Regions from separate parts of the Mus musculus genome. Here region 1 is linked to region 2. The links are chromatin loops, found by intact Hi-C in ENCODE. Cell type or tissue: left cerebral cortex. All regions are shown on one strand. Links, peaks and the distances in the headings refer to the core of each region. The heading gives the core; the rest is flanking DNA.

Region 1 (16,598 bases), core at 4,602-12,601, 820 kb before region 2:
TTTCTTTTTCTTCCTAATTGTCTCACATTAGTCCCAGCGATTCACTGGTCTTCCTAGTACCTTCTTCTCCTTTCTATGGATCATCCTTATTAATTTTCAACACCATCCTTTCCAGCGGATGGAGTCTTTTCTTTCGAAGAACTTGCCTGATTGAGTCACGTGTGATTTTTTTTTCCTCTAGCCAGTTTAATCCAAGAGATGAATTCTGATGATCCCTTCATACAGCAGAAAGCTGTCCTGGACTCGGAAAAGAAACTCCTGCTGATGGAGAGAGAGCAAGAGGAGGACGGGTGCAGGACCACTCTGAATAAGACCATGATCAGTCCTCCACAAACTCCCGAGGTTTCCCTTTCTGCTATGGAGGTCTATACGTAGATGTCCCCGGGAGACCTGCTCTGAGGCAGGAACTTGATGTGATCTCAGACCACCGGATGGGGCTGGAACAGTGTCGCTCCCCGGGCTTCCTGATGGGTTTTCCCTATGGAATTAGCTTTCTTCTCTTCCTGTAGTGGAGACTCGACCTCTCTGCCTGCTGAGCTCGAGTGTTGTATTTCGGTCCCATGCTTTAACAATTCATATGTAACAAGCCACAGGGTGGGGTTGGGGGGGTCCCCTGGCTTGGGCCATCTTGCTTCTGTAGGAGCAGGCCCATAATTGTGCCCACCATAGCATCTCCAACTTTAAAGCAAGCCCCTTAAAATCTAAATCAGTATTGGTGGTTAAAGGAAATGACCCGACTCCTCGTTTGCAAGGTTTGCTCTCTTGGCTTTGTATACACATTTACCAGAGCCTGACTTTTAAAATTTGTTTCTTTGTTTTTATGATATCCCATATCTTGCAGAATGCAGATGAAATGAGCCCAGGTAAGGAAAGCATCTCTCTCTCCTTCTCCACTGTGTTGTGCTCATTTAGGATCAGTATTTTTTATATAGAATGTAACTTCCAGACCCTTAAATTATGGCCCCTGGGCTTAAAAACAACCCGCAAACAAAATCCTGCTGACGACCCAGGTCTGGTGCCAGTGGCCCGAGAGGCAGCGAGCAGAGGCTTTTCTATTTTATTTTTTGTTTTCTCCTGACCAGTCTTTTGTAAACTGAACTCAGTTCTTCTTTATGGTCCAATTTACCCTTCACTGCTTAGGGCATGCAGTTATTTTCTGTGTTGCTCAGCTCTGAGGCTCACTATGCTAAATAGAATGAAAAGTCTCTCTTCAAAGGAAAAACTCTTTTAAGAGACATAATTCAAATCTGAGGCATAGACACAGCCAAGACACGTAATAATACAACTCACGGGTTAGCTTTTAAAGTCACATTAAGAAGGTGACAGTTCAGCTGCCTCAGAATTGTGCTCATGTATGCATGTACACACGCACACACATGCATGCATGTGTGTGCCTACATATGTATGCATAAGAAGTACAGCTGTAACATCCCAAAGTAGCTTCCTCTGGAATCTGAACTAAAGGACTGATTAGAGTATCTGGCTTGCTCTTTTTGACGCTGTGAATCGCTCTGCTGTCAGATGCCTTCTTGGCATCCGTGGAGAAGGACGCCAAGGAACGAGCCAAGAGAAGACGAGAAAACAGAGTCCTGGCAGATGGTAACTGTTGGTCCTTACTTTTCAGTAGCTGGAATGATTTCAGCTGAAGGAGCCCATGAGAGCCTGTGTGCAGATGTGTGGGAGTACAAAGCTCCCTAGGGAGTGGGTTCATGATGGGCTGGCAGCCAGAGGACCTGGCCAGGCAGAAACCATTGGAGGTCCATCCTCTGACCTTACTCAAAGTACAGTCAGCAGGACACAGCCTTAATGAGGCCCCCTGGGTAGATTGAGCCAATCAGATTCCTGAATGGCTCTTGGGAAATAGGAAGGAAGAGAGGCTCCACTGGCTAGCCTGAGCTAGAGTCAGAAGGAAAAGAGACATGAGGGGGAAGGGGAGACAAAGTATGTGAAAAATCGATAAAATGGTGTTGTATGTGTTGGGGTCGGATGCATGAATGTGTGGAGTGTGTTTTCTGGTTGTTTTTTTTTTTTTGTTGTTGTTGTTTTGTTTTTTTTGTTTTTAATTTCGGATGGTGTGTTAATGCAGATCTTCCCCACTCCCCATTTGCTCAAAGACCATAGGGACCCTTGCTTTGGTCAAGGGTACTAGTGGCACAAATATAAGCCTCAGTTCAGAAAAAAAAAATCGTTTCTCTGAGAGGCTGCATAGAAAACCTCAGCATAGATTTGAAGGGGGAAAATATAAGGAAATTGGACCTCAATTAACGGCAGCGAAAAATAAGCAGCGCTGGGCCAAACTAGAAAACCGGCGATCTAGAAGGACCTTCCGACGTACACTGAGGGCTGACTCTGTGCCTTTTTTTTTCTCTCCCAGCCCTGAAGGAGAAGGGGAACGAGGCCTTTGTCAGGGGCGACTATGAAACAGCCATATTCTTCTACAGTGAGGGCTTGGGGAAGCTCAAGGACATGAAGGTGCTGTACACCAACCGAGCCCAGGTGGGTAACCCCCGGCGTCCACAGTGGCGACTCCGAGAACCGGTGCCCGGCGTCCACAGTGGCGACTCCGGGAACAGGTGTCGGGAACCCCGTCAAAGCAGAGGCAAGGGTAGACAGTATCGTTGGTGGCAAATGTTTACCAACAGGCTGCAAGTGCCAGTTTCCATGGTATAAACACGTCCCGTAATCAGCCTCATAGCCTCTGAGAACTTGAAAACTTCCACTAATGTTTTTGGTGGTACTCTCAAAGGCCATTATGCCAATTTGTGCTTATTATGTCAAACCTGCTTTTTGATTCTATGACTGTGGTTAGATTGGGTAGCCAGAAAACTGACAGCACTTTCTCTGAATGTCAGGGTTTCTGGAGCCCTTTCCCCTCAGGTTTATTTTACAGGGAACCTCAGTTTCTCAAAACTGAGCCATAACTGACTGCCTGATGTTTCTTACCTGCTGCTTAATGAAGTCAGGGAGCTGGTTAACTATTGCTTGAAACAAAAATGCCATTAGTCACCTTATCTTTGAGATACAGTGAAGATTGGCGTGGCAGATTCATGGATGTGATTTCATGATAGACAGGACCTGTCAGCTGGACCTCTGTGTGACAGACTTGATGCCATGTCACGTACCAGAAAGGGAGGCAGCCGCAGAGCCCTCGTCAGCTCCGATCTCCATAAATCAAGAGTATCTGTCTGGGCTTGGTGAAGGAGAAGCATTCGAAGCCAGACACGGGGTATCCGAAGCTGGAGAGTCTGTGGGGTGACAGTGATTTAATGGCCAATAAATCTGAGAGCAATACAAGCTCCTTACCTGAGCAGTTTGCATATGTCCGACAAGAGGCCAGGTGTTTTTTTCCTACCCTCATTTGTGTCAAAAACTTGTTATAAGAAAGGAATCCCATAAAAAAGATGGCCAGGAGCATGCTTTAGCAGCGCCCCCCCCCCCTTATTGCCCTAACAAGAATATAAATATGAAGTTATTAAGGACAAAACCTGCCGTTATACTTTCCCTCAGAGCTCCGTCTGTCACAGCTATCCAATGCCCCACTAGTTATATAACACTGGAGTCGTAATAAGTCCATTTAAAGAATTCAGAAGGATCTTTTAAATGTAAGCTATTAATACAATGGTTACTTTTCTTTCACTTTCGGCATTGAATTTGGTCTTGGAAAATGTCTACCTACTGATGCCCACTCGAGCTAGTCTCCCTGAAGTGATTAGAAAGCAGTGGAGTTGAATTGCTTTTAAAATGTTATGTAATTCAGACTCATATCTAGTGCAGGCTGTCCGTCCCCCACTCCAGTTCATCTAAATTAGTTACTTGCATTTTAACTGTATTCAATTTTAAGCCACCCTTTGATTAGTTATAAGAATCTCATTAAAAGTGGCTGTGAATAAATATAAGGCAATGCGGTGAAAGGCTTTGGGGAAGCAACTTCTTCCAGCTCTCTCTCTCTCTCTCTCTCTCTCTCTCTCTCTCTCTCTCTCTCTCTCAGAGCATACATTCAGAGGCAAATAGACACAGAACATGCTGCCTGGTATTAGGAATCACTTGAGCCGCAGACTATTTTTAAAACACCTCTCCCATTTGCATGCGGTGCTAGAAAACAGTAAGGATGCTGGGAATTGAATATTGCTTGCTAAAGAAAAGAACTAAAAGCCGCACCTGCTTTGCCTTTCTATCTCTCAAGATGTTAAATCAAGATGGCTGATGCCCGATAGGTAAATCTAGTTTAATTGCCATTAAGAAAAGTAGCTCTTCTTAAAATGGGGAGAGGCAAAAGAGAATGGACAGGGAGTCAAACTCAAGTCTTAGAGGAGGCGAGAGGAAAGGAAAGGAAAGGAAAGGAAAGGAAAGGAAAGGAAAGGAAAGGAAAGGAAAGGAAAGGAGGAAAGAGGAAAGAAAGAGGAAAGAGGAAAAGGAAACGGAAACGGAAAAAAGGAAAAAGGAAAAGGAAAGGAAAAAGTACAAGGCTACATAGAGAAATTGTTGAAGCCCGTGATGAGGTCCTCGGGGTTGTTTGGACCTTAAGTCTCAGCATAAGATCATGGTTGCCATGATCTAGTTGTCTAATTGTCTAGGGGGACACGGATTTCTTCGTCCCGTATGATTCTCAAGTGCAACTCAAGACCTGAAGAAGAAGGAGCAGATCTATACTGCAAAGGCCACTGCCGGGCTGCTGCTTGCTTCCCTCCTCAGTTTGTCTGGATGCCTTGATTCCCCAAGAGTTACAATGCCACTCTTTCATGGAAATAGCTCATCTTACTGCTAAGAGTATTACAGCTCCTTGGGAAAATTTGGGTCATGAGTAAATCTAGATGTGGGCTGCATTGTTCTTGGAGACTGGGGGCCTCAGAGAAATCACTCATTCCCTGGAACCCAGGTTGTTGTTTTTTGGGGGGGTTGTTTGTTTGTTTTTTTACATGGGATCATGATTACCGTTTCTCCTGGAACTTTCCAAAAGTGTCTAAAATCTATGCAGTGCTTCTTGATAAGAAAAAAAGAGGAGGAAGAGGAAGAGGAAAAGGAAGAGGAAGAGGAGGAAGAGGAGGAGAATTAGGAGGAAGAGGAAAGACAACATATATAAATATATTCTTTATCTTTCACCCATTTTTATTATTAGTAAATATTAATTATTTAGAAAAATGGTTTCCTGATTAAATGACCTATGCCCATACTCCTATATATACACATACAAACACACACACACACACACACACACACACACACACACACACACACACACAGATACGGATATACATACATATACACATATACACACAAACACATATGTGCTCACACACATATTCACATACATACATACACACACAAACACACACATGGGTGCACACACACACATACATAATGCACACAAACACACACACAAGCTAAGATCCACATATGAAAATGAGCATGTGGTATTTGTCTTTTTACCTCTTCTATATATTCCCCAGATCTATGAATTTCCCTGCAAATTTCATGTTTTTTTTTTTTGTTGTTTTTTGGTTTTTTTTACGGCTGAATAAAACTCCATTGTGTGTCTATATCCCATTTTTATTACCCATTTACCTGTTGATGGACATCTTGACTGGTCCAATTTCCTTGGTAAATGTGTGTGCAGGTATCTCTGTGGTAGGATGTACAATCCTTTGGGTAAATGCGCAGACGTTTTCTAGCTGAGGTATGTGGTTTCTAGAGGATCGTCCGTACTGATTGCCGTAATGGCTTCACCAGTTTGGACTCTTACCCGTGAGTGAGTAAGGTTCCTAGCCTTCCCATATCCTTGATTCCATTTTCTGTTATTTGCTTACTTGGTGATATTAGCTGCCCTTTCTGTACCGACTGAGGACTCCTTTGATACAGAGTTGTGTCTGAGTATCATGTATTTGTGTCATTTCAGGCTTTTATAAAACTTGGGGACTATCAGAAGGCTCTTGTGGATTGTGACTGGGCTCTGAAGGTAAGAGGCTCCTTCTTTTGCCACATGACTATTGATCTTACTCCAGCCTGTGTCTGAGTCCTGAAGTGCACAGATAGCAGCTCCATGTGTGTCACCTGAGTTTCCTGACCTCAGTTTCCTCATCTGTGAAATGGGATGGAATCGAATTCCTGTGAGAGTTGGAACATTCACACAATGCCCTTAGCTCATACATGTGCTCCAGAGACAGTATCAGCCTTGGTCCTTGAAGGTCCTGTGTTACACTAGCTCGTTCTTCACTTGGTTCCTGTCAAATGCTCTACTTGGTGTCATGGGGAAAATATCCTTTCCTCTCCTCCAGGACCAGCCACGATTTCTCCAATGTCATCTTCCTCCTCAGCCTGGAGATCATTTGGAAGTGGATTGCACCCCACTTCTATTTGTGGATGGTTATCAGAATGATAATGTGCTGTTGTCCCACGTGGGTTGGGTTTGGGCACATGAGCAATGCTTTCCTTCATGTTCTCTCCAAGAGCATACAAGCAGAGAGAGAATCAAGGCTGTAGAGAAGAAAAAAATTGCTCAGCTCTCAGGTGCCACATTTACTCCTTGGTGACAGTATTTCATATGACTAAATTAATGTTGAAATAACCCTAAATCCAAGCTTCCCTGTTACATACTGTCACATGATCTTTTTAAAAACTTACTTGAACAAACTCTTCTCTGAGGACAGTGCACATCAGCCCCCCCCCCAAAAGGGTCTAGAAATGAGAAGCATTTTTATCTTTAAAAATGCTTGATATTTTCTGTGGTACTCCATAAAAATATGATCCTATTCTCTCTCCCCCTTTGTCTGTTTCTCTCTATTTCCATCTGCCTTATCTCTATCTCGTTGTCTCTGTCTCTTTGTTTCTCTCTGTCTCTCTGTGTGTCTCTCTCTCTCTGTGTCTCTCTCTCTGTCTCTCTCTCTGTGTCTCTCTCTGTGTGTCTCTCTCTGTCTCTCTCGCTCATTCTCATTCTGTCTGTCCTATGGCTTTTCACATATTAGGCAAGAATCCCACCACTTAGCCACAACTCCAAGCCCTTTATATTCTGAGACAAGGTCTCACTAAACTGACTAGTCTGGCCTTGAACCTGTTATCCTCCTGCCTGCCTCAGCCTCCCAAGTAGCTAAGATTATAGCCCTGCACCATTAGGCCTAACTTTATAAAATGCATCTCTTTGTTGTAATGTGTAAGAGAACATGAAGTGTTGTAAAGTGACAGGATTGACAGAGGAGTGTGTGTGTGTGTGTGTGTGTGTGTGTGTGTGTGTGTGTGTGTAATGTGTTGTAATGTGACAGGTTTGACAGAGGAAAGGCAAAGAAAACAGAGTACCTCGGACCATATGCCATTTTGCCTGATTAGTTGAAACAACTTACAGTCAGATAAGGTAGAATCCTAAGAGAAGGTTCCAGGTGTATCGGTGCCTCCAATTCCCCAGGACAGCACCTGTGACCTCACCCAAAGACCATGGCCTAAATCAAGAATAAACATTCACAGCCACATACTGGCCATATTCTCTTGCTCTTCTTTGTTTTTACTTACTTATTTGTGTGTGCATGTGTGTCTGTGCATGACATGTGCATGATATATGTGTAAGTGTGTGTGAGTGTATGTGAGTGTGTGTGAGTGTGTTTTGTATACATGGTGTGTGTGTGTGTGTGGATGCCATAGCACATGTATAGAAGTCAGAAAAATCCCCACGGAGTTGGCAGGTTCCAGACATTTGACTACTGTCTCCAGGCTTGTGTGGCAAGCGCCCTTACCTGTTGAACCATCTCAATGGCTCCTCTTGCTTTTTTTTTTTTTTTACTGAGGATATAAGTGAGGGAAACAGGAATGAATCAGAAAATCCCCCCCTGATTCTGGGGTTCACAAAGCATTGTGAACCTGCAGGTAGCCTGAAGCACCTGGTTATGTCATCCCCCTGAAGGCACAGCGTGGAGGGACCCAGCTCTGCCACACTAGGCCAGTCATCATGAGAGCAACCACACGCTGACGGCAGCACTGGATCTCCTGCTCACCCACGCTGTCGCTGTCACCTTGTTTGCTCACAGTGTTGTCATTCTTGTTGTTTTTTGTTGTTTTAGCTTGTTTTGTCTTCTGGCACCAGTCGTTAGCAGAAAAGAGCTCAGGAGGGTTTCCTTGGCTGTTTCAAACATAACAGCAAAATCGATCATTTGCTGCAGGCTCACAGCACAGGTTCCGTTCAGTGCCACTATTTTCCATAATTTTTCCAACCAAAAGATGAGCCCCCAGAGATGAATTAAGCCATTTGCATGGGTTCGCAAAGCCAGAGGGCACACTGACTGCCAGCCTGTACTCTCTTAACTATCTACTATAACAAAGCCCCTACTGAAAACCAAAACTCCGGGACCCGTGGGAAAGGATCCCATTCCTTTCTGAGATAGAAACGGATCTCCTGTAAGGAGCTCCAGAGTACAAGTCTTCTAATCAGACAAGGGACCAAAGAGTTAGACACAGCCCACGCTGACCCAGGCTAACACATTGGCCTCTGCCCAAATGTTGAATGAAGCTCAACATAATGAACTAAATGAGACACCAAAGCAGAGCAGACCCAGTGGAGGCGGTGTCAAAATAATCGCCAGCACTCAGAGCCCAGTCTTGTTAAATGCCCAGTGAGGCTCCCAGGGAGAGGTTTGGATCGACACAAAAAGAATTTGAAAACGGGTTAACTTCTGCTCTTTGTGGAAGCCACAGATTCCAAGGAAAAGGTTTGCTCTCTTTAAAAAGTCTTTATAATCTCAGTAGCAACAATCTCTGGCACTCTATTATTAATAGTATAGGGACTTTCATGGCAATTTAACATTTCTTGACACTTATAAATTGGAAGAGACCAGCCTGAGTGATATTTCAGGGCTGATGTCCCTTGTCAAAGAAGATAAGGGCGGCAAAGCTGCTCTCCGTCAGGAGCAGACGAGTGTCACCATCAGAAGACCACTTCCTGCCCAGTGAAATCCATCCTGCTTTGAAGGCCACACCCCATCAAAGACAGTGTGGGGCTCATTGGAGTAAATGCATGTGCCAGAAGACTCCTGGTTAGACTGGACAGGTCCAGTCATAAGAAGGTAGTTGCTCTTTGTGGGTGGAGAGAGGATGTCATAGCTATAGCCACTTCTCTTTGCCATGCCTATGAAGGTCATGGGCTTCAGCTCAGGGACTTGGATGCCCCCAGCTGTGTAACACTAGTATTCTGCCATGGACATGCTATGAATCCCTGGTTCTCATGAGCAGAGGTGCAGGGCATCCTCTCTTCCCCTTGGCCACACCTCTCCTGCTTCCTAGATTTCATCCTTTGGATTGCATCCTTTGTGAGTTCCCTACGCTCACCACCCTGCTTCCTGCCCTCTTCCGTCCAGGCTCCTCATCTCCTCTCGTGAGCCTCACGGATTCACCTGTCATCTCTGAAAGTCCCTTGCAGACCAGCTTCCTCAGCTTCTCCCTTCTCCCGGCTCCAGGCCCACCTCCACCACCTCATGCAGGTTTCCATTTGGTTGTCTTGGCATCCCCCAAACTCAGAAAGCTTCTCCTCTACCCGCCCTCCTGACCCCTTTCTGCTAGAGCCAATTGTGCCTTCCCTGCATCTCGGCTAGGCTCTGACTTCTCAGCACGCGGAGTTAGTCCTCAGCGCTCATCCTCCTCTGACATAGCTCTGATGTCTGCACTCTGCTTTCTGCAGCTGTCACCAGGACCTCAGGCATCAGCCCTCCTTCCATGTGGCTGCCTGGACCCCTTGCTCATCTCCCTGCCTGTCCCTGCTCTGGCCAGTTCTGCATGCCACCTCCAGATCATCTTGCCTTCTTGCCAACAATGATAGTGCAACCCTCCTCCCACTTGCCATTTGAGACTTTCGTGTGGAATCTTTTTAGCTCCTCCTTCCCACCCCGTCTTTTTCCTCCACCCAATACTTCAATTACAGTTGGACCATCCATGAGGATCCTGAACTCCCCTCTCTCTGGTCTCTCTCTTCCCATTCCCCTCCCTTTCTATCATCACCCTCCCTTTAATGCTTTCTTTCACTCAAGACTCAGTTCAAATACCCCCACATTGCCTGCTCCTCTCATTGTAGGGTCTCCTCCACTGAACCTGGGGGAAAGCTTTCCTTGTAGTCTACAGCCATTTTTTTTTCATAGCATACTTCAGAAAGAGCTTTTGATTTTATTTGCCGTCATTGTTTCTGGTACTGGGAATTGAGCCCAGGGATTTGAGCATATTAGGCAAACTATGCCCCTCAATCCTAATAACATTTTTAAGCCCCTGTGTCCTGGAATTCAATGGCCAGATTTCAAATTCTAGCTCTTCCATACAGTGATGATGCAACTTCGAGTCCCCCCACCCCCCACGCACACACCTCCCGCGCTCTCCTTGTCTGGGACATGGAGATACCCAGGCCTGTATTGCTGCATTGCTATGAGGTTCACAGAGATCATCCATCCAAGCTATCAAGTTCAGTGCTGACCACATGGAACAGACTGATCAGTCTGGGCTCTTATTATTCTCTGTATTAGTCCTATTCACTTCATAATAGATCAGGAAATATTATACATAAAAACTCCTGGTAAGAGTTTCTCTAGCAATTATTGTTTCCTCTTTTGCTATTATTTAGCCTTTCTATAAATCACATTTGCTCTGAAATGTATTGTTGCTGCTGTAACCACAGCAACGGCAGCTAATGGAGTATTAGGAGAGTGCTAAGTGTTACCCAATTCTCCCTCCCAACAATGGTTCGGCGGAGGAGACTGTGAATTACTCTCCTTACGTTCCGGATAAAGAAAACGCTTGACCAAAAGCTGGTGGCCTAACCACCATTCTGAGCTGTTAATTCACCTAGAACATTTTAGACTCCTGAGACTGACCCCCTGAACCTTCTAAATCTAAACCCTAAAGGATATCTCACCTGGCTCAATCACTTGCTTATAAAGGTGATGAGTGTATATCAATTAACTGATGTTTCAAGTTTTAGTTCATATGTTTGTGCTGGGTGGCTCCCTGCAGACTTACAATGAGGAGGACCAGGCAGAGTCAGGGCCCTTCTGCGAGTGGTAAAGCCTTAGCTGTACACTTAAACCCTCCCTATTGTAGAGGGTCATCCATCTAGGTCTTAAGTGATACTAATGGGAATTCCTGTTTGTTCTGTACGGTCCAAAGAATGATCTGCCAAAGCCATACTTTCTGATTTCGATGGGTGAGTTTATGAAACACATAGCAAACCAATGGAAACAAGGAGAGGGGGAAAAGAGCATGGGGGGGGGGGAGGGGAGGGAGAGTGAGCACGTGAGAGCTGGGGTTCTCAAAGACAGCCCCAAGCAGAACATAGTATCTGGTAAAAGAACAAGTAGCAGCAGGTAGGGTTTACATCATCAACCCAGGCACTTGGAACATCCAGCAGGAACAGACTGGGGAAGTTGAGGCAGTCACCTGGAGTTCCCCATTGAGCTTTCTCTCCACAGAGAAGCTTCCCAAGGCTCAACTCCTCCCTCCCTTTCCACCATAGGCACCCTTGGATCAGTAAGCTCTGTTGCAGCTGCTCTCGAGGGCACAGTGTTCTTACTCTTGGGCTGTTCTGATGTTCTTTCTCCCCTACCACAGAGTTAGCAGGGCCAGCCCACCCCCAGACAGGAGGTCTTGGAGAACACTTTGTGACTGACACACATACTTGTGTCAGAAATGGAGTGGGAAGCAACCCCACTTCAAGTCCCAGATTCCTTCTCAGTGACCTACAAGGACACGTGACAACATGCATTACACCAGTGTTCATGTTATGGCTTATTTTCAAGAAGGGACTTACTGCCCACTAAGACATGCTCCTAACCACGGTTGCCTTCCCAGAGAATTCTGTCTGCTAATGAGCAAGTAACTCCCAAACTTAGTTCTATAGTTATATCACCCAGAAAGCTGAAATTGTTTCTGTCTGGACCTCATTTAGACAATAACTTAATTGGTCCAGGGGCAGCCAGTCCCAGATATATATGAGCCTTCCAAGTGATTCTAGCATGAAGCCAATGCTGACTCTTTTAGACCTAGGGCCTTGCTTTACTTCTTGAGCAAGTCTCTACATGAAAGTGAGATCTGACAGTATCACTAATTTGGAAGAGAGCACACCCATGTGTCCAGACTCCTTGCGGGCAGCAATTAGCTTGGTCACAGATGCACAGAAATGTCTTAATTGTCAACTCTGGTAGCTATCCTGAGAACCAAAGCACTGGCCTCCTTCCCTTAACTAAGCAGGCAGGCCAGAGCCTAATGACTTCAGATCTGAGACATCTGATCAAACATTCTCTTTTACACAGTGTGATGAGAATTGTACAAAGGCCTATTTCCACATGGGGAAAGCCCACGTGGCCCTGAAGAACTACAGCAAGGTAAGTTCCTAGCTCTGTGAAGAGTTGGTTAGGTGTTAATCCACCCTTTAGGGTTTTCTGAAGTTCCCAGATAATACAGTCGGGAATCTGGGACAGCCCCGCCAGCTGGAGGAGTCACGTCAGAGAATCCTTTACTAGCGCTGGTTCAATTTCCTCAGAGAGAATGAACAACAAGAAAACAAGATTCACTCGTAATCTCATTACTCCAAGCATGTGAGCATCCACACCGCCGCAACATCACATGACCAATCACAGTGTCAGTGATGGTGAGGCGGATAGGCAGTGACGGGGCGTAGATACCAAGCCAGTAACTCCTAGACTGGATGTGGGACTGAAGAGATACTGGGTTCAGCACACCCATGTCTAACCTGGAATAATGCTATTTTTAAAAATGTGATAGTTTGTATTTTGTTCAATCTCTATTTTTTATTCTGTGAGTTTGTGAACATGATGTGGGAGGGGGTTGGGGGAGCAGACTCGATGTCGCAAAGGTCAGAAGACAACTCTAGAGTCATTTCCCACCTTGATGTGGGTTCCAGGACTCAAGTCTCAGCTCAGCAGGCTTGGGGGACCTGGTAAGCCATCCGTCCCGCCAGCCCTCTTCTAGCCATCCTTACCCTGTTTTCTAGAAGGTTCCGGATCAACCTTGAAGATAGGAGTGTTTATTTCCTTAGAATTTTCTTTTCTCTTAGAGATTGGTTGGATGTTCTCTCAGGATTTCTTATATATTTTCTGAGCTGTGATGGTTTGTATATGCTCGGCCCAGGGGGTGGCACTATTAGGAGGTGTGGCCTTGTTGGAGTAGGTGTATCACTGTGGGTATGGGCTTAAGATCCTCACCTTAGCTGCCTGGAAGTCACTCTTCCATTAGCAGCCTTCAGATGATGTAGAACTCTCAGCTCTGCCTATACCGTGCCTGTCTAGATGCCATCATGCTCCTACCTTGATGATAATGGACTGAACCTCTGAACCTGTAAGCCAGCCCCAAATATATGTTGTCCTTTATAAGACTTGCCTTAATCATGGTGTCTGTCTGTTCACAGCAGTAAAACCCTAACTAAGACACGAGTGATACAATCATAGCCCCCAATTCTCCCTGTACCAGTCTTTCTCTCTCTAGTCTTTCTACCATTCCCTCAGTAAAATCCCATTGTCAAGTTCTCTAGCTGAGTCTGAGGTGGCCAGTGACTGGAGTCTTCACTGTTTTTGCAGCCTGTACCTCTAAGCCCCAGGGTATTTTATTCTCCTGTTCCTGGGCCTCAATCAACAACCTCCAGCCTACAGTTTTGCTTATTTCCTGACTCCCCTGGGCATAGCTGATGGGTTCTTCTTGCAAATATCAAATCTAAGTTTAGCATATACATTGTGATTATTCTAACCTCCGGCAGACATGAGCCACAGAAAAGCCAAGACCGGGTAGTTTTCATCACAGTTTGTATTTAACAAACACATTTTAAAAAATGAATTTTGAAAATAGTACCTGTAGTGCCACAGAACCTGAGAAGAGAAGCCCAGGCAAAAATATCAAAAGCTCACCTCTCTCCCTGACTGCCTCTGTGCTGAGAGCAGGGGGAGGATAGGAAGGGATAATGAAGGAGCCGAGCCCTGGGGTGCCCAGTGCCTGCCCTGTAATCATGGTACCCCTGATCACCTCTCAAGGTCTTCTTCCTGTTTTCCAGGCTAAAGAATGTTATCAGAAGATTGAAGAGATAAACCCCAAGCTGAAGGCACAGGTGAAAGGTGAGGAGGTCCCTGCTGCTAAGCTGCATCTGAACCTGGTTTTTCTTTGTGCTTCCCTGGGATGCCCTCCCTGCCTTCTCTGCCCTAGCCAAGGCCACACACAGTCTTGCCTTTCCTGCACAGCCCAGCCCTCTGTTAGCAGGCCTGCTCTGCTCAGTCTCCCTCTCTGCCCATGTTCAGATTCATTTCTTTCTTCCTTGCCATCTTCCAATGTATTCCTAGAATGCCCCAAGCTCCTAAATGTTTTAGGCTCCGTGTTTAGATCTTACATTACTTCTAAACAGTCTCTTCTAGCAGGAGAGTCTGAATTATTTTCTTGCTCTATACTTAAACACATCCTTGAAAGGAAGAAACAAAGGGGATGGGCAGGGGCAAGAGAGAGATGCAGAGGAGAGGAGCCTCTTGTACTCCTCTGTCGGTCATTAGGGTGTTGTTCAGTTCACTTTTCCCTGCTTGTTTTGATAGAACACCTAAATCAAGTAACTCTTCGAGAGAAAGCAGATCTTCAAGAGAAGGAAGCCCAAGAATCTCTGGATTCAGGAAAGAACACAGCAGTGACGACCAAAAATCTCCTGGAAACCCTATCCAAGCCTGGCCAGACACCCTTGTTCTATGCAGGAGGCATTGAGATTCTGACAGAAATGATGGCTGACTGTAAGTTAGATACGAGTAGGGTCTGAAGAGCATTGTCGGTGTGCAGGCATGGGGCTGGGGATCTGGCTTCGTGAAACGAAGATCCCCTTCCTTCTACAAATAGTGATGGGAAATCTACTCTAATATAGGTGCCAACCTCTACCTGTACCCGCTTCAGGGGATGCGCCGACTCAGTGCTCAGGCAGGAAGCACCACACATACAGCACAAGGCACACACATGGTGTGCTGCTGTGCCATGTGTGCCTATACTGCGTACTCAAACCACAGGGTGTATTTATTTATGTTCATATTTATACTCATATTATTATATGAATATATATGGATTATTATTTATATTATGCATATGTGAATATATTATTTAAGTAAGATATTAGTATATTAAACATTATATGTATATTCATAAATATAAATATTGAATACATCAGTGCATCTATTTTATAAATTTTTGACACATCTTGCTTATAACGCACATCCGATCTAACATCCCATACCACGCACACACCCTAAACCATGTAGAAACAGAAGAAATTTTTATGATAAACTATAGAAATCACCCCAGCTGCACTTAGCAGCTGCTTCAAACAAACAAACAAAAAATAGTTTCAGAGGAAACATCTCAGTCTCCTAATGAGATCACTCCATTCTGTGACCAGTCCCTGTACACACTGATGGCAAAGATCAAACAGCTTTGATTGCCCAGTGACAGTGCATCGTCTGTACAAATGGATGGAACCTCTGGTCTCTCGTCAGTCAGTATAGAACAGAAGCATCCCAGATTGCCCCCTCAGCAGCTTCTTAGAAACTTTAAGTTCTTCTCCATTGCCCGGAAACAGCTTCAAAATAAATATATAGAGTCAGATGGCATCCCAGTTCTTTCCAGAGATTAAACAGCTCTCTAAAGCCTCCAGAGTTATGAATTAAGATGCCGACATTTTCTAAGCAGTCCCTCTGAAAGCAACCCACTGAGTGACAGATGACAATTACATTTCTGGGTGTCCAAGTCCAGCCTTTCCCACTGGGATCTTTTGATGGACTTGGCTACGCTGCAGTTCCATCCTGGTAGGTAGGGAACCTGACTTGGTTCTTGTTTCAGGCACAGAGCGAACGTTGTTCAGAACCTACGGTGGATTCAGCACCATCAGTGACCATGAGGTCATCAGAAGGTAGGAATCTTCGGACACAGCCAGATGGATGTCTCATAAGGAAAGAAAGATAGCCATATGTGAAAACAGATATTGACCTCACAGGCAAGGCTCTGTGGTCGATATGTCCCTGCTCCTCAGGTAGCAGGGCGACCCCTGAGAGAACACATGTGAACCCCCTTGAGCTCAGAGCCTTTTGCACCATGTTGCAGCTGACGGAGTGAGCCTGTCCCACAGGCCTTCTCTGTCCTTCCCAATGAGACAGCCACAGGTCCCACTGGTTTGCCACCAGCGTCTGTAAGAGTCTCCTTTATTTCTTTTTTCCTTTTGGAATTTACTGGTCATTTAAGGAAGCAGAAGCAGCTGGGTCCTATATGATTTTATTTAGAATTTAATCTAAAACCAGACCTACATGGTAGGAGGGGAGGCACTGCATTAGTTGTATGTTGTGCTGAGATGGTCCAGAAGGCTTTGGATCCTAACGTGTGTTGGACACTTGGATGTTCACTCCTCACCGACAGCCCCTAGCTGCCCACTCTCCTCTGTGCATCCATCCCTGCCTTTTCAGGCCTTGGCTGTGGACCTGGAACTTGGGAGTTGGTGATGGGCAGCTCCTTGGTTCTGGTCACCCGTGGATATGCCTTTTTTGAGGGGGCAAGTCTCACTGTGTAGTCCTGGATGGCCACTCTGTCTCTATACAGACCATACTAGCTTTGACCCACAGAGA
Region 2 (16,598 bases), core at 4,183-12,182:
CCCTGGACAAGATAATAGCGAGAGAACACGGTTTTGTCCACACCGTAGTCCTGCCACGCTGGGCTCCTTCTGTCTGACTCTTGGGCAGTGGGAGAGACAACAGCCAGAGCTCACCAGCTGGAGGGGTGAGTGGAGGGAAGGTGGGACGCCTTTCATCTACAGGACATGAAATGAATCTGCTTCCGTTCAGCACCACAGCTCTTGTGGAGAAGTACTGGCTATTGGCTCCTCTTTACAGGGGAGTAAACAGAGGCTGTGACACACACACACACACACACACACACACACACACACACACACACACACACACACACGGTCCTGTTAAGGGAAGAGCCTCCTCTCCATCCTGTCATCCAGGGTTGACAGTTTTGTTCTGTCGCCTGTTCTCACAGCACCCGCCCCTTGTCACCAGGAAGGAATCCCTCCATGTACTGAGTCAAATCCCACAATTCCTCAGGGTTGTCTGTCCTACTCATGTACTTGGCCAGAATTTGCTGGAAACCAGGGAACATTCCAGGGGTGCATTCCAGGGTGGGCCTGGGTCAGGTCTCATTACCCTGGTGAGGAAGCCCTGCAAGGACACTCAGCTACCTATGACAAGGTACCTCGCCTCCTTCCCATTCTGTGGTCCAGGAGGTTCACGGCTGCCACAGCCACCGACAGTTTCTCTGGTGCCCTCGAGTCCTTGAGTTTACACTGGGTTCTAGCCATGAGATTCGGCAGCATTCTGAAGACCGGAAGGGCCTCAAAAGGACCTCTGGAGTCAAGCATTCAGCCTCCACTTTGATTCAGATTCAGCTCAGTGGCTGTCCCATTGCCACACCTCTGAAGAGAAGGGACAGTTGGAATTTAGCAAGAAGAACCTCAATTCATAGTCAAAAGGACGCTGTGTTTTGGGCCAGCTCTGCCATACTCTGTTTGGCTTTGATTTTGTATTAAGGTTCTCCAAGGTCTTCTCTTCTCAACTGTGAGACGGAACAGCAATTTTTAGCCCATCTACCCTCAGGCACTTATGTCAGCTGGGTAAGACCCTTAGAAATCAACTTTGTAAAGACACCTATGACAATGTAAGCTATAAGGGGATGTGGCAGGCACAGGATGGCCTGGAAGGGGAGGTAGAGGCCTAGGTGTCTGTCTCTTCCTAGTCCAGAAGCCCCTTTGCGTGGCCTGAAATGAGCAGAATGCCTACTTGACAGCATAAGTAGGACTCTGTCTCCACCTAGTGGCTAGTGCTTGAAGGTGCGTATACTGCTCAGGCATCTGGAAAGTGACGGGTATAACTGTCTTGGTTGAGTGAGGATGGGTAAGCAGAGACTATGATTCACATGATACCAGGGGAGAAACACAACCTGATTATGGGAGGTCAAAAGGATCTTTCCGGGAGTCCTCCTGAGCCACTGCATCTTCACTCTTTACTTTTTCTCCCGTTGCACGCTTGGCGATTTAGATCCCAGTCTTCCCAACCCTCAAACGCTAATTCATATTTAACCCTCACCTCACCCGGAGGGATCAGCAGACCCAGATGGACTTCAAATCCTTAAAGCTTCTTTACCAAGGAAGGCCCAAACAGGCCATTGGAACTGAACACCACCTCCAGGCTGGTTTTAAGAAATGACAGGAGACTGTGTATGGGGACAGTGGGGCAACCTATGTCCCTGTGTTCCAGAAGCTTCAGAAAAATTAGAAATGAAATGCTGTGGCTGCTGCCCTGACACAGGACTGTCCCTCCAGGGCAATGTAAAAGCCTAACACTGTACACTCCTCCTCCCCTTGCCCATCTCTAGCTGGATTGGCCTCTGTTCTCGAGACTGTGGCTCTTCCTCACTCGGATACCTGAGTCCCCACCCATGGGCCATTGAGTGTCTTTCCCCTTGTCCCTTGGTACCTCTGGCCACCTCGGACAGTTGCATTAGAATGGGTTAGAAGATATCTCTCACCATATTTCTAGCTATGACTCTGGTTAGCTCTACATAGCCTCAGAGAAAATCCCTGGCTCCATACCACCTGTTAGTTCTCCTCCCACCCACTTCTTTTAAAGCAGCATTTGGTTTTTTAACTGATATCTATTGGGGTGGAGGTGGAAGGTCTTCAGGATAAAGTAAGCTTCTAGTGACCCCAGGTGGACAGAAGAAGGAAATGCACACGTGGTGTCAGGCAGATGAGAAGTCACAGTGACAGAGGGAGGGCACAGGGACCTCCCGTGTCTGACCTGAGAGACACCGACCCAGCTCCCAGAAATCTCTTAACGACTAACCTCCGCTCTCTGCCCCACCAGAGCTTGATCTTCCCGTTAATTCTCCACAGAGCAGCTGAGATCAGGCTAGGCCGTCTAAATTAGATTTCTCTGATCTCAAAGAAAATTAAAAAAAAAAAAAAAAAAAAAACAAGAATCACATGGACAACATGGCATGAAGCCCCAGAGGGTCTCATGGCGCCTCTCTCTCCCCACAGGCTCCCTGTCTGCCTTCAGAGACTGGGGACTGCCACTAATTCCCAACATGGATGAACTCTGAGAGGGAAGCCCCCGAGTGCTGTGGGTTTCTGGGATCCCGGGTGTATGACGTAGGGTATCTATGCCCTGTCAAATGTCAACCCTTCCTCTTGTGCTCCGCATCCCACGGTCTTCTTAAGCTCTTGGCTCATGCATTTCTCTCTGGGGCCTCACTTCTCCATGACCTGCCCATTCCCAGAATTATGGAAACCAGTCTTTCTGCAGTTTAGGATGGAGGACCTGTTAGTTCTCTTACAGCTAAGAAAACCCAAACATCTGGGTTTTCTTGGAAAGTTGTTAGATTCTGAGAATTCATTCATTGATGGCAATATCTACTCATATACTAATCCTGGGTTTCCTCACATTGCCCTGGACTCCTGTAGGCTACGGTCTATACTGGGTTTGGCCTGAGTTTCTTGTTATTCCATGTGTGAGTTATGCTGGATGTTTTAGCCTCTGCCTACCACAGGACTTCGTGTCTCTCTCTCCTGAGGCTTGAAAGCAGTTTGAACTTGGAATGTCCCTCCCAGGCTCATGTGTTTGAACCCTGAGCAGCCAGCAGGTGGTGCTATTTTAAAAACTTGTGGAACCTTTAGGAGGTGGAGCTTTGCTGGAGGAAGTAAGTCACTAAGAGAGGCTTCAAGGTTTCATATTCCAGCCCCACTGCCAGTCCACTTTCCATGTCTTCCCTGCAGCCTTAAACTGCTGCTTTCGTAGATGTCTTCCTTACTGTGACAGATTACAGCCTCTCTTAAGCTCTGCACCAGATTCTAGGAAAGGTCCTAAGCAGTGTGGCTCCAATCTTCCTCTCTGATCCACCTCCTTCCACCATCCTCTTACCCTGGTGCCCAGCTCCCCTGCCTTCCACCTGTTTCAAGCACAGGGCAAGCTTTCACATGAAGCCCCACTGCCCTTTGCCAAGATGTCTTGGCCCCATAGATCTATGTATGGCTGCCTCCTTCACATGCAATTCAGGTCTCAGCTCACCTATGCCTAGTCCCAAACTTGCTTTTCATAGCATGTACCACCATCAGACCCAATCCTCTTGTGTGTGTTTACGGCCCTGCTGGCCTTGTTTCTATTACATGCTTGCTTACAAAATATGCTTGCCACACAACTGTTAGTACAACCAACGCTAATATTTATTTAATACCATCATTTGTCAACTGTTGTCTTAGGTCTCTACATTTTTCTCCTTGGAGTATTTTATATTAGTTGTTAGTTGTACACACTAGGGGCCAGAGAAATGGCTCCTCAGGTAAAGGTACCTGCTGCCAGGTCTGATGACCTGAGTTTGGTCCCTTGGACCCCACCATAGTGAGAGAAGGGAACTGACTCCCACAAGATGTCTTTTGACTCCACCTCCCACACTAAGTATACAAATAAATAAATGTTAACATGTGCACATAACTTACAAAAGAATGGCTTTTACTATAACAGTTTTACATGTTCATATTATAGTTTGTGCTGGTATTTTTTCTTGCTATGTCAACACAGCTAACATGAGCAACTCAAAAAGAAGGAAAGTTTTATTTTGGCTCATAGTTTCAGGGTGCAGTCCATCATGGTGAGGAAGTTACGGTGATGAGTGTAAGACTGGTGACCACATGGCATCAGAGTCTGGAAGCAGAGGCAGGTCAATGCGTGCAGCTAGTTTTCTTCTTTGTACTCAGTCTTGACACCCCCCCCCCAGCTCATGAGACAGTGCTGCCTATGTTCAGTTGGATCTTCCCTGCTCAGCTAAACCTTTGTGTAAACATCCCATAGACACATATCAGGAGGCGTGTTTCCATGGTGATCCTAAGGTCCATTAAGCTGACAATGAAAACTTAACCATCATAGCCTTTGATTGTAGCTCCCCCATCCAATTACCCTCTCTTGTCTTAAGCCTTTATTGGAAGCACTTTAAAATGAAAACTTTCAAAGACACTCAGAAGCTGAGAGAATAAAATAACGAACACACCGTGAAGCCCATCATATAGATTCAAGATCACAAAGACTTTGTCAAACCTGCTGCATCTTTCTCTGTGTCATGATCCTAGGTTTCTAAGTATAAAAATATTTAATATCCCAGCCACCATGTTTTTCTTCTACCTACTTCCACATATTAATATTTTAGAATGAGTCTTCACCTGGACATGGGGACACAGACCCTTAATCCCCAGAACTGGGGAAGTAGAGGCAAATGGATTTCTGTGAGTTCAAAACCAGCTTGGTCCTCTTGGAATCTTTTACAGCCAAGGCTACATTGTGGGACTGTCTGAAAGAAATAAAAAGAAACGAAAGCTTTCTTCTATAGTGGCTGTGTTGTTCAGACACTTTTAAAGACTAAGAATGAGGGGGTGAAGAGATGAATAAGAACACTGGCTGTTCTTGCAGAGGACCTGGGTTTAGTTCTTAGCATCCACATGGTGGCTTACAGCTGTCTGCAGCTCTAGTTCCAAGATCCAATGCTCTCTTCTAGCCTCTGTGGGCACTGCATGCTTATGGTACACATACATACATGCAGGCAAACACATAAAACAAATATAACTAAATCTTTTTAAAGATTAGGAAAGATTTCTCAATAGCTTTACGCAGTTTCTGTTCAGATTTTTATGATTGACTTAAAAATAACTTTTTAAAGTTTATTTGTTTTATTAAGGAGCCAGGCTAGGCCCACACATTGTATTGGTTTGCATTGTTTTCTGGCCTAGGGCTGGGTTGTGGGAAGGGTATCTGAGGAGATCCTAAGGAATGCAGTCATCTGGTTGACCCAGCTTTGGGACAAGCAGAATGGGGACAACTAGTCTCTGTGAGACTCGGAAGCTTTGAAATAACCGATGGACTCACTCCCATTCACAGGGTCACTGTGGTGATAACTGAGAGCAACCTCACAGAACAGCTAATTGCTCCTCTTGTCTCAGTCCTTTGGCTAGCTTCTCCCAGATGTCCGGAACATCTGTATAATCCTCCCACTTGTTTATAAATTTGCCTCTTTGTCTTGCATCTCCCGGAGCTTGTGGGAGAGGGTCAATCTCCTTGTACCACTTACTGTGTCTCCCAGATCAGCTGCTCAACAAAGCTCATGTGCTTTGCTCTATTGGTTCAAAACACACCAGAACACACTTTTACGTATCTGTATTAGCGACTTTTCTCATTGGTGTTACAAAGTACCTACAAAAGCTATTCAAGGAAGGAGGGGTATAGCTTGGCTTAGCGTTTCAGGGGCCATGATTCACTATGGTGGGGAAGTTATGGCGGCAGAGATCTGCCACCAGGAAGCAGACAATGATGAAGGAGCTCTGGGACCCCAGCCCACAGGACAGTGCTGCCCACATTTGGGATGGACCTTCCTTTCTCAGCTAAACATTTCTGGAAGCATCCTCACAGACGCGCCCAGAGGTAGGTTTACCTGGTGATTCTAAATCCCTCTGAGTTGACCGAGAAGATCAACCATCACGGATGCACTGGATTCTTATTCTGGACCTGCCCTGAACCTGTTCTGAATTAATTATTGAGAAGGCAAGCAAGTAACTTCGGCAGGCCACGTTGCACCAGGACCGCATTTTCTGTTTGTCCTGTGCTATCTTAGAGCTCTTGGGCTCGGGACATAGACGTTCCCTAGTGGGTGCATTAAATTGACATGGAGAGAAGAGAAGAGCAAGGGTCTGGAGGACGCCGGCATGGGCTCCAGGTGAGGAAGGCTGGCCTGCACTGGGTAGAGTCTCCCTGAGGCTCTTTCTGTAGATCTGAGCTCCCGCCTGCCTTTTTCTCACTTCTGGACGCGCTCATCACAAAGGTGTACCTAACACGTGAACTCAGCTTTTATTTACCTGAAAATGTATTTATCTCTCAACTTTGAAGGATGGTCTTATTGGATATAGACTTCTGAGCTGATATGTTTTCTAGATTTGTTTTCTTTTGTCTAGGGTGTCTCTGCCTTTGTCTCCCAAACCCAGTGTGTCTGGTGGGAACTCAGTCTCTGGTGATTCCTGTTCGTCCTCTCCTCCACAGAGCCACGCCCTTTCTCTCTGGCCGGGTTCACATATTTTTCAAAAGTTTCAGTCTGATGAGCTCATGTGTGAGCTTCCTCGGCTGGAGTCTGGCTGAGCTGCCTGGGTCCCAGGCTCTTCACGTGTCATGTCGACCGAATCTTAGGAGCTTGTAATGCTTTGGCTGCTGTTTTCCTGCTCCTTCCCCGCTTACTACAGGAGCTTTATGCCTAAGTATGCTCCACACTTGTAGATTTTCCCACAAGTTACTACCACTCTGTTTATTCCATTATGGTATGATCTTTCTCTTTCCTCTGATTGCATAATTTCTCTTTTTATTAATTTTTTTAGCACACTGCATTATATTTCATACATGATCATCACACTTTGCTCATGGCATCTGCCCCCATTTTTCTTTTCTCCTTTCCTCTCCCCTCCTCTGCTGATTCTCTCTCTGCTTTTATGTCACCTATATCCATACATATTTAATATTTTTGAGCATGCATATTTAAATCTAGATTTCATTTGAGTGAAAGACGTAATACTTGTCTCTTCCCCATCATCCTCTCTTGCTCCATCTTGCTCCCTATAGTTACTTCCTCCACATCCCCCTTTTTACTCCAATATCATGAGTATGCTTTTTTAAAGTCTAGATTCCTTGTATGAGAGGAAAAAGGATATTTGTCTTTTTGAATCTGACTCATGGCTAAATACAATGATCTCCACTCTCCTTCTTTCTCAGCAAATGGCACTGTGTCTGTCTCCAGTAAGTCTGAGTAAAAACTCCATAATTGTAAATTTCCCATTCTTTATCCTTCTGACTGGATAATCTCTATATTACTGTATCCAAGTTTATGGATTCTTATTTTGACACCTTCAGCCTGCTGTTAGTGTCATATTGCAAACTCTTCATCTCAGACATTAGATTTTCATTCTACTTCTTTAAAATAAGATAAAAAACTTTTTCTGTCAAAATTTTATTTTCGTGGCTCATTAAAATCACCTTTTCTCTAACTCCTTAAACACATTCATAATGGCTTTAAAGTCCTGGTCCATTAATTTTAGCATCTGAAAGTCTATTTCCACTGAGACCTTGTCATTTTACAGATAGCACTTTCCTGTTTCTTGACATATTTAGTGCTTTTTTTTTCTGGAGGCTGGGAATTGCCAGTGTAGGGTATAAAAGTCTGGATTGTGCTGTTAACTCGTTAGAAGCAATAACATCTTTTCTTCCCCAAGCTGGTTTGGGTCAGTATTTTCATCAAAGGAACAGAAAACAAACTAGATCAGAGAGGGTCTGGGGAGATGGCTCAGCAGGTAGAAGCAGTCAATGTGTGTTCTAGTTTGGTTTCCGTTGCTGGGCTCAAACAACAGGACCAATAGCAAGTTGGGGGAACAAAGGACATATTTTGGTTACAAATCATAGTCTATTGGGGAAGGCTAAGGCAGGAACTCAATGCAGGATCTGAAATAAAGACCATGGAGGAATGCTTACTGGCTTGCTCTCTGTGACTCATTCAGCTTGCTTTCTTACCCCAGGGGTGGCACTGCTCAAAATGTGACTGGTCCTCCCACATCCATCATTAATCAAGCCCACAGGCCAATCTCATGGAGTTGATTCCCTATAGTTCCTTCTTCCCCCCAAATGACCTTAATTTGTGTTCAGTTGACAAACACTAACCACACAATGCACAAATATAAAGCCCTGAATTCAGATTTCCAGAATCAGATCAAAACAAAACAAAACAAAACAAAACAAAACAAAACAAAAAAACAGGCTACTTGCACTGTAACTCCCGTGCTATATGGGAACAGAAGAGACACAAAGGATTCTGGGAGTGCTGGCTACCAACCTAACTGTAACATATCACATCCAGCTCAGATTCAGGGGGAGAGCCTGTCTCGTAGGAATACGACTGAGACCAAGAAAAGAAGAGACCCAACATTCTCTTCTGGCCTCCATGGGAGTTCATGGGTGTACATACATGTCCACACTACACACATGTGTACACACCACACACATGTACATACTGTATACATATACACACTACAGACATACAGACACACAAACACACACACATGCACACACACTCACACACACACACACACACATACACACACACACACACACACACGTGCATGTGCATGTGAATGTGTGCTGGCAAAACCACCAGAACATCACGAGGAAGCCTCTGTTGCAGATTGAGTGGCTTCCTTCTAAAATGATTTGATCAAGTCTTAGCCTCCTACTTCAGAACGTGACCTTTACAGGGGCAATTAAGTTAGAACAAGGGCACTAGGGTGGGGCCAACCCTGTATGACTGATTTCCTGATAGAAGCAAGAGACTGAAACACAGAGACACACACAAGAGGAATGGCACATGAGGCAGATGTGTTGCTGCATCCACAGGAAATGTCCAAGACATCCAGAGAGCGCAGGATCTAGGGGAGATCGGGACACACTCCACAGCACACACTCCACAGCACATACAGTGACGAGGCGCACGCTATACAGATAGTAACTGCCTAGGATGTACTGACACGGAGAAAGGTCTGCGCATGTTCAGTCCAACACCTTCCGCTCTAGAGGGCTGAGCTGTATCTCCTTGCCCCTCCCTTGCCACGGGGTTCTCAGCTCACATCTTAAACACCTGCCCCTTCCCATCCCCACTTTCAGGAAAAACACCATTTCCAACTGTGAATGCCAGCTTCCTGCGTCTCCTCATACATTTGACTTGTTTTGGCACCCGTCCTTGCTTTTCCCTCTCCTGTCAAAATATTTAGTGTTTCTCTGTCAAAACCTCATCCACTTTTAGCTCCCACCCTGTGTCTTTCACAGCCAGGCCTGTGTTTTTGCGATCTTGTTTTCGCTCCTTGTCTACACTCCCTCTCACCTCAGCTCACTCCCATGCCGTAATCTGGCTTCTGTTCTCTGGCTTTACTGATGTGCATCTGTCGCCTTTGATCTTGATTAATTCTGTCCCTGTGCTTTCCTTAAGTCTATTTACTATTTTAGTAACATCTTCATTTGGATGCTTAACTCATCTGTTAATGTCTTTTCCTGTTTGCTGAGTATTTAAGGCTGTAAATTTTCCTCTCTTTGATTTGTGCTGGATGCCCACTCCCCTTCTCCCCGCCTCTGCAGTTATTGCCTGTTTGTTTGGTTTTTGCTTCCTCTGTCAACCTGAGTGTTCAGGTGAAAATTATCACGATTTTAGGTACCAGATTCCCTTGTTTTCTGGTTCTGACATCAATATTATTCTGTAGCACTTTGGTCTGAGGAAATACTGGATTATTTTTAATTTGAGGGATTTTTGGAATTTGTCTGTGATTTTTCTGTACGGTTGAGTGTAAATGGCTGCTCCATTGCTAGCTTAAAGAGAAAGGATAGTTTCTGCTTCTAGATTATAAAGCTCTCTGTGTTAATTCGCTAAATTTGTATTAACTAAATGTTTGTGTGTGTCTGTGTGTGTGTGTGTGTGAAAGAGAGAGGAGAGATGGAGAGAGAGAGAAATGGAGAGAGAAGGAGAGAAAAAGAGAGAAATGGTGAGAGAGAGAGGGAAGGAGTGTGCAGGTGCAAGAATACATGCATGCCCATGCAGAGGTCAGCCCAAGGCCCTCTACTTCTGTCCACTTTACTGCCTTGAGACAGTCTTCTCATCTAAACTGTAGCTTGCCTTTTGATCAGGTTGGCTAGCCAGTGAGTTCTCAACATCTTCAGGTCCTAGTCTGCTAGTGCTGGAGGTACAGGCATGAGTAGGCGCGCCTGGATTTGACGTGAGTGTTGGATGAGCTCAGGTCCTCCTGCTTACAGAACCTGGGCTCTGACCTACTGAGACATCTTCCACGCACGTTTTTGTTTCCTGTATCCCCATGTAATTTAGGGACGCACGGGCAGAGGAAACTTCTACTCTTCCCCTGAATTGACTCTAGGTAGAGCCAGAGCAAAGGAGATGTTTTTGTGATTGTTCAATAGCCCAGCATACCATGAGGAGGGCATGGGAGAATCACTCCTCTTGTTCTTGAATAAACCAGTCTGGTGCTGACTTAATACTCGGGCACCCTTACCAAGAACATTTTGTTTTCTCACAGTCTGGAGGCTGCAAGTCCAAGATCAGCCTCTTGGTTGCTTGGGTTTCTCCCGTGCCATCTCTCCTTGACTTGTGAGTAGCTGCCACGTGACTATGTCCTCTCATGGCCTCATCTCTCTGTCCCTGTCCCTGTCCCTCTCCCCCGCCCCCTACTGTGTATGCGTTTGCTTCAGGTGTCTCTCTTTCTCTCTGTCTTACAATGATGCTGGTCCTATTGGATTAGAGTCCATCCTTAGGACAAAAGACTCTGTTTCTAAATGCTCACATATGTGGTTTGATCTGTTTCCAGCCCAGAGCTCTCTCTCTCTCTCTGTGAGTCCTTAGACCTGAGTCAGATTTCTATTAGGGCCCTTCAGCCTCAAGCTGAGCATGCTCAGAACCAAACTCATCACTTCGCACCCTCTCACCCAACACACCTATCCTGCCTTTGTCCCCAGTACTATCAGCATCTGTCACTGGTCAGGGACAGAAACCAATGGGTTGTGTAGGAAGGTGTAGTTCAGTAAGCACTAAATATTAATACCTAACTTGGGACTCAGTAGAGCGCTTGCTTAGCAGGTACAAGGCCTGGGTTCAGCCTCCAGCATCACAGAGACACTGTGTGGTGCGGCATCTCTGTACTTGTAGTTTGAGGCCATCCTAAGCTACAGAGCAGTTTGAAGCCAGTCTAAGATACATGAGACCTCATCTCAAAAGTAAAAACAAAAACCCAATTACGGCGTCTTCCTCTTCTCACTAGTACCTATGGGTATTCATAGGGGGTTTATTGGATGTGGGGTGTTGGGCTGTGCACAAACAGCCTGGTCCCCAGTAGAGCAAAGGTCTGGAACCCCTGAGCCCCGGTGGGCCGGCGGTGATTTCCACCTGCATGGGACAGAAGGAACTCAGTCACGCCTCCTGGGCACCTGGCTCCTGTCACAGCCTCTCACAACCCCCCTGCAGAGGCGTATGCGGCATCAATCACATAATAGCTGCACCAAGCCCTCCCACATGCAAATAAGGTTTCCCCAAGCTCTCAGTCCAAGCCAATGAGAAGTACCTTCTGTCAAATCCTGAATCACCCCCCCCCAACTGTATATAAATCTTATCCAGGGAATAAAAGGGGTGTGAGAACTACTCTGTCATCTGAGCCTTCTGTCCAAAGAGCTGTAACACTTGGGAAGAGGTCTGCTCCCCCGATATGTGGCCTGAAGCTCTGCCACACTCCTCAATGGCTTGTAGGTCTCTTGGCGGCCCAGACCAACCCGACTCAGGGAGATGGAGGTGGAGCCAACCGCAGCAGCAGAAGCAGTGGGAGCGGAAGGAACCTCCCCTCCCTGCCCGCACTCGCTTCCCTTCCTCGGAACTCCTGGGCATCAGTCTGGGCCAGGAGATCTCCGTGGAAAGCCTCTGGTACCCACAATTGGAGACCAGGCAAGCTACTGAAATGATTCGAAGGCTTTCTATAGAACAATAAGGGGAGAGGAGGAGACTGGGGCTCTGACCTAAAAGCCAAAGCCACCGAAAAGCCTGGGGGGTAAAGGAGGAAAGTACAGTGATCTATTGGAGGTGACAGAGACAAACAGCTACACAATGGAAGGCTCAGGAAAATCCCTTCACTGGCTGCTTTGTCCTTCACTCGAATATTTAGGGGTGGGACTTGGGTTGTGGCTGGATTCCTGAGAGTAGTTTGATCAGGAAGGCTCCTGAGGTTGTCCTTCTATGAGCTCCACTGCTGTCCATGGCTCTGTGCAAAGCCATAGCATCTAGTGGCTCACACAGCATCTGATGTCTTGCAGGCGAGTTTTGAATTCACAGTAGATATCTACCTGGATTCTATGCTTGTCCAGAATCCTTTGGGAGTCAGATTCCTTCATTTCTTCCTGAAATACTGGTTGTTAGAAGAAGTGTGGGTCTCTTTCAGCCCGGGTGAGATTTGAGAGCTAGTAGAGAACCATGCCATTTTAAAATCAGATCTGCATTCCCTTCAACCAGCACAGACTGGAGTGTGAGGCTGGGAAGGTGTGGTTTTGGTTTTAATTGTCAAATCAACACAATGTAGAATCACCTGAGAGAAAGACCTCTTAAAGCATTTCTGAGGAATAGTCTTGTACTGGCTAGTTTTGTGTCAACTTGACACAGCTGGGGTTATCACAGAGAAAGGAGCTTCAGTTGAGGAAATGCCTCCATGAGATCCAACTCTAAGGCATTTTCTCAATTAGTGATCAAGGGGGAAAGGCCCCTTGTGGGTGGGACCATCTCTGGGCTGGTAGTCTTGGGTTCTATAAGAGAGCAGGCTGAGCAAGCCAGGAGAGGCAAGCCAGTAAAGAACATCCCTCTATGGCCTCTGCATTGGCTCCTGCTTTCTGACCTGCTTGAGTTCCAGTCCTGACTTCCTTGGTGATGAACAGCAGTATGGAAGTGTAAGCCGAATAAACCCTTTCCTCCCCAACTTGCTTCTTGGTCATGATGTTTGTGCAGGAATAGAAACCCTGACTAAGACAAGTCTTGATTATGTCATTGGTATGGGAAGACTAGTCCACTATGTGGCATTGTTCCATGGGTTGGGGATTCTGGAGTGTGTTGGAAAAACCAAGCTGAGATCTAGTGTGCATGCATTCATTCATTGATACCTGGTCTTGACTATGATATGACTAGCTGCTTCAGGTTCCTGCCACCTTGACTCCCCTGCAGTGATGGATTGGAACACGGAGCTGTCAACTAAAATGAATCCTTTCTCCCTTAAGTTTTTTTTTGTTGGGCATTTTATTACAGTAACAGGAAATGACACTAAGACATTACTGGCAGGAACTGGTCACCTTCAGAGTGTAGATCCTCCCTGAAGGAAGATAGTCACTGCCCCTGACATATGTGGTGGGAGAGCCTGAACACCTCTAAGCTTCTAAAGTCAGATGGTCCTGAGTGGGCTTATCTGCTCTTCATCCCCAGCAGAGGAAGCTACAGGGCCTGAGGGAGTGTAGGGAGCCTCCTTCCAAACTCAGTGTGACCTTTACAGTCTTTACCGTTCTGCTTGGTTGTTCCTGTGACGAGTGAGAGTGTCATAGTGAGTGGCTTTCCCATTTGTCCCTAGAGGAGGAATGGATAGAGCATTAAAATCAAACGACGGACATTGTCCTAGTCAGCTTAAATTGTCAACTTGATTGGGGAGTTGCTGATGCACCTGTGGGCATATCTGTGGGAGACTTCTGATTATTAGTTGATGTAAGAGAGCCTCATTTACAGTGAGAAGAATCATCCCTAAGCATGTGGCCCTGGGCTATGCAAGGAAGGGGGCTAATCATGAGCAAGTCAGAGAGTGAGCCAGCAAGCCACAGTCATCTATGGTTCCTGCCTTGTCCTCCCGTGGTGATGGACTGTGACCTGGGAGTGTAAGCTAAAGTAAATTCCTTCCTCCCCTAAATTGCTTTTGGCTGGAGTGTTTTATCACAGCAACAGAATTGAAATGACAGATGTCTTTCCACAATTCCCAGAAGAAGAAGAAAATCCAATATACTTCTCCAATTAAAATTTTCCTGCAATCAGATTTTCTAATATCTTTGATGCCTGCATCAATTTGTTACTATAATACCTCCCTGCCACCCCCCACACCCCAGATAGAACAAATGAACAGGATGCAAATAGCAACTAGTGGCACACCGAGTTCAATAGCCCACTCTCCTCCCTCGATCTGTGGGCATGCAGCTCTGATTCTGATATACACGTACATCTGAGCAGCGCAGAGTCATGCTTCCTGCTTGCAAAACTCTTCATAATTTGTTTATTAGAACTACAGAGACAAGTATTTCCTGGTGTGTTCCAAAAAGGACCAAGACTTCCAGGCGTTCTGCCATCTGAAGATGTTTAAGAAGCAGTTAATTGCTCCGGCATCAGATGGCAAAAGCCTGCAGGTAGGCAGATAGGTTTGAGCAAGAGAATCGCTGTCCCACTGAACAATAGGTTAGAGGCTGGGCCAGAGGCAGGATTATAACAAGACCCCTGGGTCCAGGCAGTCTTCCCTCCTCATGCCCTTTTTATCTTGCAAATCTCTTACTGGGGTCCAAATGCTACTGCAATTTTATGTCAATTCTGATTGCTGACAGTGCTGTTTGAGCAGGCCCCACACTTTCCATCTGGGCTCCACTCTATCAAGGAAAGTTCTGTGTGTTTATTGATTGGCTTTTGGAGCATTAGAAGATCTCGAAGGGACATCTTGGCAGTGAAGAATGAAGAGGGTAGGAAGCCAGTGACCTCATGAGAAAAAGCCTGTTCTTTCCTCCCAGGTACCCATTTCCACACACTTTGCCTGCCTTCAGCATCCACAGTGAGTCCTGAACAGTGCCTATGGCTGTGAGTCCAGATGAAATCCCTCATTCCAGAGTTTATATTTCCAAGTTGTTCACTCTCTGCTGTCAACTCCAGCCAGTCTTGAGCAGGGTTAGATGGTGTCTTAGGGTTTTACTGCTGTGAAAAGATACCATGACCAAGACAGCTCTTATAAAGACAACATTTAATTGGGATTGGCTTAGAGGTTCAGAGGCCCAGTCCATTATCTTCAAGGGAGGAGTATGGCAGAATCCAGGCAGGCATGGTGCAAGAGATGCTGAGAGTTCTACATCTTGTTCTGAAGGCTGCTAGAGGACTAGCTTCCAGCTAGCTAGGACAAGGGTCCTTAAGCCACAGTGACACACTTCCTCCAATAAGACTACACCTCCTAATAGTGCAACTTCCTGGGATAAGCATATTCAAACCACCACATTCCACTCCCTGGCTTCCATAGGCTTGTTGAAACACATTAGTCTGTGGGAGCCATACCTAGCCATAGCATAATGAAAAATATATTTAGTCCAACTTCAAAAGTTCCATAGTCTATAACAGCTCAACAATGTTAAAAGTCCAAAGTTCAAAGTCTCTTCTGAGATTCATCCAATCACTTAACTGTAATCTCCAAAGCAAGATAGGAAACCAGCTGGGCAAACTCCAAACTCTGCATCTCCATGGCTGATGTCAAAGCGGTCTTCATATCTCCAACTCCCTTTTCATCTTTGTTGACTGCAACAAACTTCTTTCTCCTGAGCTGGTTCCACTCCTTGTTAGCAGCTTTCCTCAGCAGGTAATGCAAAGTGCTGGCATCTTTAACATCTTGGGCTCTCCAAGTCAACTTCAACTTCACAGGTTCTTTTTCCAGTGTCTGAGATCCACACATGATCTTCTGGGCTCTTTCATGGGGCTTGGATCACTTCTTCAGCTCTGCCCTCTGTAGCACTGTAGGCTCTGGCTGATTCTACTCCACTGCTGCTGCTGCTCTTCGTGATCATCTCATAGTACTGGCATCTCCAATATGCTCTTCTGCTGCAACTAGGCTTCACCAAAGGCCTCTCGTAGGCTCTCTTCATGGTGCCAAACCTCAACTTCTTTGCATGACCTTTTCAGTCCTGGGCTGTCAACTGCAACCGAGTCTGCACCTTCACCAATGTCCTTCCATGGACTCTCACAGTGTCAAGCCTCAGCTGTTCTCCACGACCCCTTCATACCTTCAAAACCAGTACCAACTGGATGATTCTTACACCTTCAAAACCAGTACCAACTGGATGATTCTTTCACATTACCAAGTCTAGCTGAAGCATGAGGTACAACCTTGGCTATCTCTGGAACACAGCTTTTCTGTGATTTCAGAAAACACTTCCCAGAAGGTTTTACCTCAGTGATACTGGCCTCTTCTTAATCACCACTAATTTCTTAGCTCCAGCTTGCCGAAGACCCTCTGGGCCTCTTTGTCTGCGTGGAATGGGTCTCTGGGGCAGGTAGACAAAGCATCAGATGAGATGACAGACAGATGCACACAGGAGAGGTTGTGTAGAATCTGAATGTAATTTGTCAAATCCAGCATCAAACTTTTTATACAGAAGAAAATAAGGAAGTTGGGTGATACACCAGCAAGGTACAAAGAGGCTACTGGATTCTTACATAAAACAGAGGAATGCAAACTCAGAAGGTCTAACAGGAACCACCTGGGATAGAATTCATTGTTAACAACTGGGATCAACAAGAGCTCCACCTAAGATT

What was found. Peaks named below come from ENCODE experiments on the same cell type or tissue, not always from the same donor. Only the 100,000 strongest peaks of a DNase experiment are listed, where the experiment ranks them.
Region 1: it touches region 2 in a loop (4-fold over the local background); 2 of 42 quality-filtered maps call a loop at or near these places.

Annotation. Positions count from the first base shown.
Region 1 is chr9:49,456,127-49,472,724 of GRCm38, reverse strand. Ttc12 (tetratricopeptide repeat domain 12) reads left to right here. Exons shown (of 22, transcript NM_172770.3): 3 at 182-342; 4 at 842-863; 5 at 1,522-1,599; 6 at 2,375-2,496; 7 at 5,894-5,953; 8 at 12,264-12,335; 9 at 14,015-14,075; 10 at 14,541-14,729; 11 at 15,823-15,892. Among named protein-coding and RNA genes, the nearest start is that of Ttc12, 22 kb to the left of the region's middle. In left cerebral cortex, for the core only: no CTCF peak of the experiment used is centred there; no DNase peak of the experiment used is centred there.
Region 2 is chr9:48,631,014-48,647,611 of GRCm38, reverse strand. No RefSeq gene overlaps it. Among named protein-coding and RNA genes, the nearest start is that of Gm32280, 31 kb to the left of the region's middle. In left cerebral cortex, for the core only: no CTCF peak of the experiment used is centred there; a DNase peak (open chromatin) is centred at 9,139; H3K4me3 peaks cover 275 bases.